3 separate regions of the Homo sapiens genome follow, and regions 2 and 3 are each linked to region 1. A link is a contact called in ENCODE Hi-C or POLR2A ChIA-PET data. All regions are on one chromosome and are shown on one strand. The core of a region is the stretch at or near the end of the contact, and the rest is flanking DNA. Distances in the headings are between cores, read along the strand shown.

The links. Hi-C counts contacts between places; a loop is a spot of excess contacts on that map. ChIA-PET counts read pairs that join two places held with the same protein, here RNA polymerase II (POLR2A). Pooled maps may share reads with other maps.
Region 2: a pooled map shows a loop between it and region 1 (10-fold over the local background). The contact joins the promoter of PHLDA2 here to the promoter of KCNQ1OT1 in region 1. A Hi-C loop is called at or near these places in 1 of 168 maps with a recorded cell type or tissue (HCT116) and 7 of 50 pooled maps. POLR2A ChIA-PET finds 5 or more read pairs at or near these places in 3 of 52 experiments (Caco-2, H1 and K562).
Region 3: a loop to region 1 is called in a pooled map, with 6 times the contacts of the local background. The contact joins the promoter of KCNQ1 here to the promoter of KCNQ1OT1 in region 1. A Hi-C loop is called at or near these places in 6 of 50 pooled maps. POLR2A ChIA-PET finds 5 or more read pairs at or near these places in 2 of 52 experiments (H1 and activated CD8-positive, alpha-beta memory T cell).

Annotation. Positions count from the first base shown.
Region 1 is chr11:2,698,514-2,702,377 of GRCh38, forward strand. KCNQ1OT1 (KCNQ1 opposite strand/antisense transcript 1) reads right to left here and starts at 1,481. Exons shown (of 1, transcript NR_002728.4): 1 at 1-1,481. The region is part of intron 11 of KCNQ1 (potassium voltage-gated channel subfamily Q member 1); the gene reads left to right. RefSeq lists silencers at 1,615-1,884, 1,895-1,964 and an enhancer at 1,682-2,921.
Region 2 is chr11:2,928,170-2,932,130 of GRCh38, forward strand. It overlaps PHLDA2 (pleckstrin homology like domain family A member 2), which reads right to left and starts at 1,251. Exons shown (of 2, transcript NM_003311.4): 1 at 727-1,251; 2 at 104-498. The coding sequence starts at 1,195. The coding sequence ends at 737. RefSeq lists enhancers at 528-1,136, 1,137-1,746, 1,747-2,355.
Region 3 is chr11:2,443,579-2,447,561 of GRCh38, forward strand. KCNQ1 (potassium voltage-gated channel subfamily Q member 1) reads left to right here and starts at 1,430. Exons shown (of 16, transcript NM_000218.3): 1 at 1,430-1,906. The coding sequence starts at 1,521. It overlaps TRPM5 (transient receptor potential cation channel subfamily M member 5), which reads right to left and starts at 936. Exons shown (of 29, transcript NM_014555.4): 1 at 853-936. RefSeq lists silencers at 1,230-1,339, 1,350-1,419.

The sequences.
Region 1 (3,864 bases), core at 231-2,730:
TGATCACCACCCCCAACTCAGACTGCAACCTTTACTTCGCCCCCTAATTCCTGACTCAGAATCCCCACCTAGAGGCAGAACTTCGACTTCAATTCCTGACTCCCATACCCCACTGAGACCTCTAACCCCAATCCCAATCTCTTAACTCAGAGCCCCCCATTCAGAACCTCTACCCAAAGACAGACTCCAGACCCTGACTCCAGTCGCCAACTCGGACCTCCCTTGGATCTCAACTCAGAGCCATGATGCAGACTCCAGACCGGGATTCAGGTCCCCAACTCAGACTCCCGATCCTCTGTCCCTAATGAGGCCCTACCTAAAACCACCATGCGGACTCCAGACCCGGACTGACTGGGACCCCAACTACTCAGATCCCAACTCAGGCAAACTCCCAGCCAGGATGTGGACCCTAGACCCGAATTCTGATCCCAACTAGGATACCTAACTCAGAACCACAACGGGGATTCCCACCTCCGATCCTAATTCGGGCCCTGACTCAGAACCACTAAGTGGATTTCCGACTCCGGTCCCAATTCGGGCTTTGACTCAAAACCACAACATGGATTCCCAACTTCCATCCCAATAGCGCGGACTCAGAACCACGATGCGGATTCCAGACTCCAATCCCAATTCAGCCCACTCTGAACCACCATGAGAACTATAGACCCGGAATCCGATCCTTGGGACGCGGCCAGGAACTCGGACCTCGACCCTGGCCACGCTGTCCATAAGGTGCAGATGGGAGCGCACTGCCCAGGCCAGGCTGCACTGCTGACGCCTGTGATCTGGGACGGCCGCGGGGCACACAGCTCACCTCAGCAACGCCAGTGATCACCCGTCCCGCGCCGTCCGCCCAGGTCCGTGCTGACCGTGTTCAAACCCTCCCAGAGAGATGGGGAGGGCCGCGCTGAGGAGAGTCTGGGAGAACCGCACTGAGGAGCCGCCGGGAGAGTGCCGCGCTGAGGAGCCCCCGGGGAGAGTGCCGCGCTGAGGAGCCCCCAGGAGAGTGCCGCGCTGAGGAGGCCCAGGGAGGACCGCGCGGAGGAGAACCATGCTGAGGAGCCCCCGGGGAGAACAGAACCGCGGCGAGAGGCCCCCGGAGAGAACCGCGCCGAAGAACCCCCGGGGACAACCGCGCCGAAGAACCCCCGGGGAGAACCGCGCCGAAAAGCCCCGGGTGCCCCGAGGAGAACGGCGCCGAGGAGTCCCCGGGGAGAACTGCGCCGAGGAGCCCCCAGAAGAGCGCCGCGCTGAGGAGCCCCGAGGAGAACCGCGCCGAGGGGCGCGCCGGGGAGAACCACGATGACTGACGCACCGAGGAGGACCGCGCTGAGGGGCGCACCGGGAGAATCGTGCTGAGGAGCCCCGGGGAGGACCACGCTGAGAGGCACCCCGGCAGAATCGCGCTGAGGGGCGCCCTGGCAGGATCTTGCTGAGGAGCTCCCTGGAGGTCCGTGCTGAGGCGACGCGGCGACCGTTCTGCCTGGAGACTGCGGCAGCGCTCCGACTGCCCCCGCCGCTGCCGACGTGGCGACCGCCCCCCACCTGCTGATTGGGCGGCAGCAGGGGAAGGCTTGCGGCGGGCTGCTGCACGGATTGGCTGGGTGCGGAAAGTGATGTGCCGTGTCCTGTCATTGGCCGAAAGAGTCTCGTTTTGATGCCACCCGGGCTCAGATTGGCCCAGCGGGTCCAGCGCCGCATGAGGCACTGGCTGGGTGTGAGGTGGCGCGAGCCGCCGCCCTCCCTGCCCCCACCCGTCGTCCCTGAGCACCACCGGGGGCCGGGGCCAGCGCCAGCCTCAGCGTTGGCATCGCCGGGGTGAGCTGGAGACACGGGCCAGTTCTCTGCGTGATGTGTTCACCACCCCGGGGTGACCGCGTGAGGACAGCGGCCGCACCCCGACACTGCTGTGGGCCCTCGGTGTGGAGGCCTGTGGGCGTCCAGGCCACGCCCGAGACCAGCCCCTCCGCCGGCGCCGCTGCAGCGACCCTCGAACCCGGGCAAGGTCTCCACCGCCGTGGCACCGGGTGCGGGAGGCGTTTTCCCCCCTCCCAGCGGGTCCATGCAGGGGATCGGGATGTTCTGAAGCCCCCACTGCTGTGCCTGGAACACCCGTGTCTGCCGCTCACCCCTGAGGACTTGGGACCTCAGGGGGTGAGTGGCAGGGGTGGCCGGGACATGCCAGGCCACCCACCTGGCAAAGGGCAGCGCCGAGGGCGCCCCGCGCCTGCCAGCGCCCGGCCGGGCCCGCCCTGCCCACCTCCCATCCCCCATCCGGGCGTGACACTTGACCGCGTCTGCCGGCCCCTCCCCTTGTCCGTCCCCTCCGCGCCGCTGGCGCGCGCCTTCTGAATGCCAAGCATTGCCATAAACTCCGGGGACAAAAGCCTGGGTCACAAAAGCCCCCTCTAGAAGTTCACACCCTGAGGCTTCCCTGGCAAGGCTGGGGGCCGTTTGGCCCTTCCATGTGGACTGCAAAAACAGTGTTGGAATGCAGGACTCTGGGTATGTTCTCGAAAGTTGTTACAACCCCAACCCAGGGTTGACCTCAAACACAGGAGGAAGGGGGAGGCTGGAGCCAGCCAAGCGAGCCAGCCGTCCCCCCACCAAGGCACGCAAGGAGGCCATTCATCTTCACTGCCTCTGCCGAAAATATACGTCTACGGGAGAGCCAGGAATCTCTCTCCAAGGGTGACCGGGTTGGGGGTTTTGTTGTTCTTCAGCCCAGAAGAGAAAGAGAAAATGGTGTCATTTTTTCAGGCAGCAAGTGATTCCTTTCAGGCCTTCAGCAACGACGCCCAGATGAGTCCACTCCCTGCCTCCTGCTCAGCCCACAGGCAATCTGGGCACAAGTGACACATCCCCTGGGCGCCTGTCCCTTCGCACTGGCCCAGGGAGTTCATGTGTCTGATCAGAGGGCGCAGTCCACCCTCACTATCTAGCTGGGAAGTTTTTGTCATCTGCCTGTCCGAGAGGCAGCTGTGCAACCAGTGCCATCACTCAGAGCCAGTGCTCAGGTGCACCCCAGACTCAGGGTTTCACGCTATAATGTCACTGTCTTGAAATTCTTGATAGTTACTATCTTTGAACTTGTGTTTTAGAAGTGAAGTCTGAGGGGAAAATGGAGCTTGGAACTTCAGCTCCCAAGTGGCTTTCCCACCTTCCTGCCTCCTCAGGACAGATTATCAGCTGCCTGTCTGCCTGCTTCCTCTGTGCCCAGCCTCTCTCTTGACATCCAAAGGATCACAACTCCCACTCAGTGACCACTATTATTCTCTGCCCCTGACCAAAAAGAGCAGGGCAGGGCTGGAGTCCTGACCCTGGCCTGGACTCTGCAATGCAGAGATACCTGCAAGTCTCATTTCCCCGCCTGTAGGATGGAGGTGATGCTGACAGCCTCTTGGAGCCATTGAGATAGGAAACGAGAGAGATTATGTGAGAAGACAGGGTCAGGAATGTTGAGTTGAGGGTGGCCTCAGGCCCCTGTCCTGCTCCTTTTTGCTGCTTGGGGTGCAGCTCAATTCCAGCCTCACTGTGGCCCCCAGGCCTCCTCTGGCCTTCCTCAGCCTTCCTCAGGAGGCCAGAATCCTCCCCTGATCACCCTCCCTGCATGTCCATTTCTACCTCCCCAGGAGGTCAGGGGAGCAGGATCCCAGGTCTTCAGAGTCATTTCACAGATTTCACCAGAATAAAAGTCCCACTCATGTGGGGTTTACATTCTGGTGGGAAAGACAGATTTTCGAAACGTGGCCATTTTTCTTTGGGCCTTTGTTAGCTGCATCAGATGGAGGAGGTAGCCTGGTGGACTCCTTCAGTCCTCGCTCTTGGACACAGAGCTGTCTCCCAGCCTTTGTTGTTGTGTTC
Region 2 (3,961 bases), core at 1-2,500, 230 kb after region 1:
CCTCAGGACACACCAAGGAGCAGAAGGTAGCCAGGGTCAAGCCCCAGGGCACTTCCTGGCCTCTGGGGAGGCTGCTTGGAAAAGAGGGTGTGGACCAGGCCCAGCAGATGACACGATTCATTTATTCATTCAAAGCCGGTTCCCAGCGCCTTTCACACCAGCCCCGCAGGACTGGATGAGGGTGTCCTGCCCGCCCATTCCTGGGCCTCCACCCTCCCAGCAGGAGTCTCACTGAGCCACAGCCGGATGGTAGAAAAGCAAACTGGCCAAGTGATTTATTTGCAATGGGCACAGTGATGCAAAAACAAGATATTAAGACTATAAAATATGTGACTACAAAGAACCAGCGAAATAAATACATAGATATTAGATAGTCCAATAACTTAAGGCGCCCGTGCAACGGAGCGAGGATCCGCGCGCACGGGAAGTTCTTCTGCTGCAGGGCTGGAGAGCGCCGGCCACGTCCTAGCCTCGGTCCGACTCGTCCAGCGTATGGCCCTGTGGGGAAAGGACTGGGTCAGAGAGCTGTGCCAGGGCCGGTCCGGGTCCAGCCTGAGGGGCCCCGAGACCCTGACGCGAGGGGGCCAGCGCGATTGCGGGGCGCCGGGTCCCCCAAGGAGGTGCAGCGCCCCCGCCCCGCCGTCTGGGGTTGAAGTGGTTTTTCCCAAAGGCCCCGGTCCCGGCTGTTAGGGCGCAGGGCTCGCCGGGACGCGGGCAGTCACTCACCGCGGCGGGCTCATGGCGTGCGGGGTTTGGGCTGCGGGGATGGCCTGGAGGGCTCCGAGGGCTCGGAGGGTGCGGCGGCCGCGGCAGCCACGGCGTCCTCGGCGGGTGCGGCGGGTGCGGTGCGTTCCTGGCGGCTGCGAAAGTCCTGCAGGGCGCGGCGGTTCTGGAAATCGATGAGCGCCAGCGCGATGGCCGCGTTCCAGCAGCTCTCGCCCGCGCAGCGGAAGTCGATCTCCTTGTGGTCGGTGGTGACGATGGTGAAGTACACGTACTTGCCCGTGCGCTCCACGCAGTCCACCTTGAGGATGGAGTGGAAGCGCAGCTCCTTGGGGCGCGCGCGGGGGCTGGCGGGGAACAGGCTCAGGCGGTCGGAGGTGAGCACCCCGCGCTTCTTCTTCCATAGCTGGAAGAGGCTGTCGCTGCGCTTCTCCAACTCGCCCTCGCGTAGCACCTCGTCGGGGGATTTCATGTCGTGCCGAGCGCGGGACTGGGAGCGGCAATGCGGGCGGTGACGGCGCCGGCTCTGCTCCTCGTGGCCCCGGCGCGGCCTTTATAGCTGCCCCTCCCCGCCCCGCCCCTCCCCGCCCCGCCCCGGCCCTCGGGCCACCCCGCCCGCCTGAGCCCCGCGCGCCCCGGGCCATACCCTCCCCAAGCCCAGCCGTCCGGGCCCGCACCGTCGCGTCCGCGCTCTGGTCGGTCCCCGGCCGTCCCCTCCCATCTCAGAAGCCCGCGCTCCTCTTGCCCCCCGTGCCCCAGCTGTCCGGCCCCGTGGGGTGACTCGAGGTCCCGCCCCGCCCGGGCGCTCGCCCGCACCGTCTCGCAGGCCGGCCCCGCGGAAGAATGCGCTGCAGCCAGCCCTGCCCGCGATGACTCACGCCGGGGAGCCCCGGGAAGCACCCGCGGGCCCGGGGCCGGCCCACCGTGGGGAGACAGCCGGGACCAGACCTTCACCCTCCAGGCGCCCCAAGTCCAGCCCTGCCGCTCTCGGGCTCCCGGGGCAGAAGGAGGGTCGAGGCCCCCTTCCTTACTCCCGAGCCCTGGCCGTTCCGTCCTGTTCGGGGGCCTTTCCCAGGGCCGCCCAGAGACCCTCTCCGAAAGTGGCCCTGCCCTAGCGGACCGAGCTCCTATCTTGCCACCCACGGGCTGCGCCAAGAACGACCACCTCTCTTAGCCTCGGTTTTCGCTTCTGTGAAATGGGAACAGTAACCTTTGCTGGATTAGGGAACACGTGGAAAGGGCTAGACCAGCAACCCATAGAGCTCAGAAAATGGAAGGGGAAGAGGAAGCCCGTTCTCCTCCCTGCGCCCTCGTAGTGTCCCGAACTGGGGTACGGACTGCTCCGACCGCGCCCCCACGACCCGGACCGGAGAGAGGTCCCAGGAGCTGAGGGGTTCGGGCTGGGCCGCGACGCCCGCTCTCTGGGATCAGCCTGGGGGCGAGGGTCGGCGGGGGCGGCTGAGTCATCGCTTTCCAGCTGGGCAGACGGGCGGTTTTATTTACCCTCTTCCTTTAAAGGGTTTAATAGACAGGAAGCGAAAGCCGGCTCTTCCCGGGTTCCCAGGGGTGGGGGTGGAGCCGGCCGAGAGGACCCCAGAGACCCCGGCTACTACTCCACGTCTCCCACCTTCCCGCACCCCTGCCCCCTAGCTGCGCCCTGGGGTGGTTACAGCAGGAAGTCCCAACTCTGGGGTCAGAATTGGCCTCAATGACGGGGCTCACGCAAAATGAAAACGAGAGTCCCCTGATTCAAAATGTATTTAAAATGTCAAGACAGTGGCAGCAGAGCGTAAAACCCAGACCTGGGACCAGCCCTACCTCCACCTGCCCTTCAGGGTCACTGTAAAGGATAAAGAGACGTCCGGCTCAGAGGAGCGCCCCAGACCCGGTTCTGTGAATGGCATGCAGGTAGCAGCTGCCCGGTGGTCCCACCGGTGTGGCCAGAGGACCTGGCAGTGGGCAGGGATGTGGTGTGGAGGGGCAGTGCCGGCAGAGGGCAGGGTTGGGCTGTGCCAGGGTTCTGGCCTGGGAGTGAGACACCTGCCTGGGGCCGGCGGGTCAACACTGCCCCCTACCTGACACCTGTCCTTGCAGCAGGGCTGGGATCCTGTGGTGAGGGAGCAGCAGGTAGGGTGGGTGGGTGAGGGGAGGTCAGCCTTTGGCGGGGAGAGGGGATTCGAGCATTGTTCCGGAGAGGCTGCAGGAAGGATTCGGACTCTGGTGTCCCTTCTTTTGCTTCCAGAGGGCCCTGGGCTGCCGGACAGTGGGACCTGGGCAAGAGGCACCTCTGGGCAGTGGGAGACCAGGAGAAGCGGCCGGGGGCAGAGCGCTCTGTCACTGCGCCAGCCCACAGGTGCCTGGAACACCTCCAGGCCCACCAGCCTGCCTACCCCATTGAGGGGCCAGCCAGTGGAACTTCGGCTCCAGGCAAATCCCCCGACACTCGTGGTTGCTTAAGCACCTACTGTGTGCCTGCAGGCCTGGCTGGTGCTGGGACCCCAGAGGAGGGGAGAGGAATCCCTCTAAACCCCAGGGGCACAGCAGGTACATGAGGATGGGGATAGGGGTCGGGGGTACTGGAGGCCAGGAGGACAGCTTGGAGGACTCTGTGGGGAGGGCGTGCCCTCGAAGATTCCAAGGAGACCTTGAAGGGCCAGTGGTGCCCGTATGCCACCACTGTGCCCAGCCTCCACCTAACCCAGAGAACTCCCCAAAGTGGGCACTCCAGCCCCTGTTCCACAGAAGAGGAAACTGGTTCAGGATGGAGAGGGCCTTGGGGAAGGGACAGAGAACAGGCAGGAGCAGATAAGGGGCTGAGAGAAATGAGGGGGAGGAAGAGGGTTTGGAAACCAGGTGAGGCCAGGTGAGGTGTGCTCCCCCAGCCCCGCCCAGCTCCTCTCTTTGCCTGTACCCCAGTGGCCCTCTCAAGGGAGGCTGGGAAACTCACTCCCCTGGGGGCAGGACTTACAACCCAGGGGTGATGCTCTGACAGGTGGGGCAGGAGCTGGGAGGCCAGGGGGCAGGGTGTGCAGCCGAGATTCAGAGGCCCTGCCCTCCCTAGGGGATTTCCTGCCCACTCAGCCCCTCTCTGCTATTCCCCTCATGGACACTGTGAAGACCTGGGGGGTATGGGGGTGGATGGCCCTTTAGGGGCTGCTGGAAATCAGGTCTGAGCCCTGGAGGCCAGGCCTCCCCAGGCAGCTTCTCTGCCCACAGTCCCTGCCCCAGGGGCTCAGTT
Region 3 (3,983 bases), core at 180-2,679, 250 kb before region 1:
GTGGGGAGTCAGGCGTCAAGGGCCTGGGCTGGACTCCGTCCACGATAAAAGAGCAGACTTTTGGCAGGGGGTGGTAGATACATCAAATTGACCCAGGGTGCTCAGGGACGACCTGGAAGTGTCACATGAGTTATGGGTCTCCTGGCGGGGCGGAGAGTCACCGCTGAGCTCCACCTTTAGTCCCTGCCTCAGGGCTGTGTGCAGTATCCTGAAAAAAGCCGGTCTCTTCTGTTGGCTGCCCCCCACCCCCCCCCCAAGCCTGAGACGTGCTGAGACCCAAATGCCAGTAGCGGGCGGGAGGCAGTGCAGAGACCTGTGAAAATCTTCCGATGTGACCAACCCACCCCCACCCAGGGGAATCCACGGGGCGCAGCGGCAGCGCGGTCTCGACGGTGGGGAGGACAAGGCGCCCATTCTCCAAGTTACTAGGGTGGCGCAAGCGCCTCTCCCTTTAACTGCCCAGGCAGCCCCGCCTGCTATGCCCGGCAGTCAAACCAGGTCCAGACCCCGGCTGTGCCGCCCCCACCCCCCAGCAGCCCTGCCGGCTCCCCACCCACACAGCTCCCACTGGGAGGTACCTGACAGTGGTGGTCCCATCTCACCCTCCCGGTCCAAGGGCCCTGGTGGGAAGCGACCCGAGCGTATTCGCCGCCCGCAGCTCGCGCGCCTGGGCACCCGGGGGCGCTCACAGTGATCGCGGGGCCAGCACACCCTCACCCAGGACATCCCTTTCCTCCCCCCAACCCCAACTCCGGAGTGGCTCAGAGGGAGGGAAAGTAGATGCCGGCACCCTACCCCGCCCCTCCTGCCCCCGCTGTGCCGTTCTCGGTCGTGGTATCGGCCAGGCCTTACCCCTTCCTCCCTGGCGCAGCTGGGGTCCTCCTCCGGGCCAGGCAGAGCAGGCGGGCATCAGAAGTGGGGGCCAAGCAGGTGGGTGAGGGCAGGGCAGGAGCAAGCAGGGGAGATGCAGACGGGGCGGGGCCAAGCAGGTGGGTGAGGGCGGGGCCAAGCAGGTGGGCGGGGAGGGGGCGGGGCCAGGCGGGGTAAATGCACACTGGAACGGGGCCAAACAGGTGGGCGAGGAGGGGGCGGGGCCAAGCGGGATAGATGACACGAGCGGGGCTAAGCAGGTGGGCTCGGGCGGGGGTGGGGGTGGGGGCGGGGGCGCAGGCGGGGGCGGGGGCGCGGACAGGCCAAGCCAGGGGGTGAGGCGGAGGCAGGGCCAGGCCGGTCCGTGGGGAGAGGGCGGGCCAAGCCGGTGGGCGCGGGCAGGGACGCCCTGTGCGCGCCGGACCGGCGGGGGCGGGGCGTGCAGGCGGGGGCGGGGCACGCCGTCCCATGGGACCGGCCCTCGGCCACTGCCCCCTCCGGCCCCGCCCCGAGCGCCCGGGCTGGGCCGGCAGCGGCCCCCCGCGGCGGGGCTGGCAGCAGTGGCTGCCCGCACTGCGCCCGGGCGCTCGCCTTCGCTGCAGCTCCCGGTGCCGCCGCTCGGGCCGGCCCCCCGGCAGGCCCTCCTCGTTATGGCCGCGGCCTCCTCCCCGCCCAGGGCCGAGAGGAAGCGCTGGGGTTGGGGCCGCCTGCCAGGCGCCCGGCGGGGCAGCGCGGGCCTGGCCAAGAAGTGCCCCTTCTCGCTGGAGCTGGCGGAGGGCGGCCCGGCGGGCGGCGCGCTCTACGCGCCCATCGCGCCCGGCGCCCCAGGTCCCGCGCCCCCTGCGTCCCCGGCCGCGCCCGCCGCGCCCCCAGTTGCCTCCGACCTTGGCCCGCGGCCGCCGGTGAGCCTAGACCCGCGCGTCTCCATCTACAGCACGCGCCGCCCGGTGTTGGCGCGCACCCACGTCCAGGGCCGCGTCTACAACTTCCTCGAGCGTCCCACCGGCTGGAAATGCTTCGTTTACCACTTCGCCGTGTGAGTATCGCCACCGGCGACGGCCGGCACGAAGGTGCTTCCTGAGAGCTGGTGTGGGGGAGCTCTGTCCCAGCGCCACCTGCCCCGTCGGAGCTGCGACCCCGGAGCAGAGGAGGGAAGGAAGTGGGGAAACGCAGAAACACAAACTCTGCACTCTCCCTTGAAGTTCAGAGGCGCTGCTGTGTCTGGGGGTGCGCATCTTCTCGCAGGCCCGGCGTGGGGAGGGAGCCGGCTGGGGAGGGGACCACCTGGAGCCCAGAATTTGGCTCCACACCTCCGGGAGGGTAGTCCAGGTGTGAATCCTTCTGGGAAGAGAAGCGTGCTGGGGAGCGCACCCTTGGGTGCAGTAAGATAACTCCTCAAGGTCGGCTGAGACTCGAGGCTCAGGAGCCCCCAAGAGAGAAGGCCCCTGATGTCCGGTGCCGCATCTCAGACCCCCTGAGGCCCAGGTGGACTCTGGGGCAGGGGGCTGTCCAGGATAGGAAGGTGACGGTGGCGGTGCTCCCTGAGGGCTCAGCATGCCACGGGCCGTCCCCACGGGCCCCACATTAACTAATTGAACCAAGCTCATGAAAACCTGGCTTGATGCAGAGAGCGGAGAGGCACGTTTGCAGCTCTCACTAAGAGGCAGCTGTGCTCCCGGAGAAAGCAGCGCTGGTAGCAGAGGCACCTGGCCCCCCTGTTACCAGGTGGTTCCAATTCCCGGTACAGCGTGCCTGAGCAGGGCTGGGCACTGGATTTCTCAGGGACAGGCCTGGGAAGTCACCTCCGGGAAGGTCCAGGCTGCTCTCCTCCATGCCTGCCTGGGGCCTTCCCCCGCTGCCCCAGTGGCCCTACTTCCTGGCTGCCCAGCCAGCGGCCTTTTGGTGTGGTGCCAGCCTCTGGCCTGGGAGCCTCTACCCAGACATCCCATGGCTGATGGCTGTGGGGCTCACCTGAGGGCTGAAGGGTGGTCTCCCTGAGCGTCCTCAGGTGGAAGCATCTCCTCTGCCTCGGGCAGGCTCAGTAGAGAACTGGCTGGAGGGCATCCAGAGGCCTGTCCATGCCTGCTGGCAGCTGCCACCAGGGCCTCAGGGCGGGTGACAGCAGGAGCCAGGCCCCAAATGGCTTCAAGCATCGTCTCAGGTGAGGGGGTGGGGTAGGGGTCGCAGGGCTACTGCCTTCCTTGCTAAGAGGTGGCCTTCCACATCAGGAAGGGGAAGTCTTACCCACCTCCCTCCTCAAAGATGTGGTTGGGGGGTGATCTTGGAGACTTTTCCCCACCCCAGCTCCCAAGCCCCTGTCTCCTGACATGTCAGTGGGTGCCTGAGCCACAGCCGCTGCTGGTCTGTGAGAGGAGCTGGCTCTGCTCGTGGCTGCAACAGCGGGGGCTCGGCTTGGGGTTTGGGAGATATTTGTGTGCAGTGACCCCAGGGGAACCCAGTCCGATGCCACTGTGCAAATGTCTAGCAGATGCCAGGTTCACAGGTGCTGTGTGCTGGTGGCCACCTGCCTCCCGGACCCCAGACTCTCTGAGATGTCCAAGGGTGGGAAGACCTCCTCAGCCAGAGGCCAAGGCAAAGTGCCCGCAGACCCCCTCAATTCTCACTTGTATTCAGGTTTGTGGACACATGCCTCCGGGCTCACTGCAGCCACCCGTGTGGAGGAAGAGGAGGAAGAGGGCTCGCCACGCCCCAGAGGAAGTCTCTGCTTGCACTTGTGTTTTCTTCCTCATTTGGATTGTTTAGGTCTCGGAAGTTTGCTCAGCAAGAGTCTACCTTCGCCCAGCCTCCGCAGAGCTGGCAAGGCAGGGGTGGCTTCTGGGGACAGGGGCAGGATGGCTTCTGTGAAGGGGTGGCCAGGAAAGGGATGCTTCTGTGAAGTGGCCAGATCTGGGGCTGGTCCTTTCCAGTTCTGGGTCCTGTCCTTGTAAGACGTGTGCCTGGCCCTGGGAAGTTGTCATGAACAGCCTCCAACCCAGGTACCTCCATGTGGGGTGGGACTGGAGGTGGACCCTGACTGGGCAGGACATGTGGCTTGGTGGGGGCCTGGGAGATGCGCTCCCACCCTCAGTGCCCTAGGAGGTTGGCAGGACCAG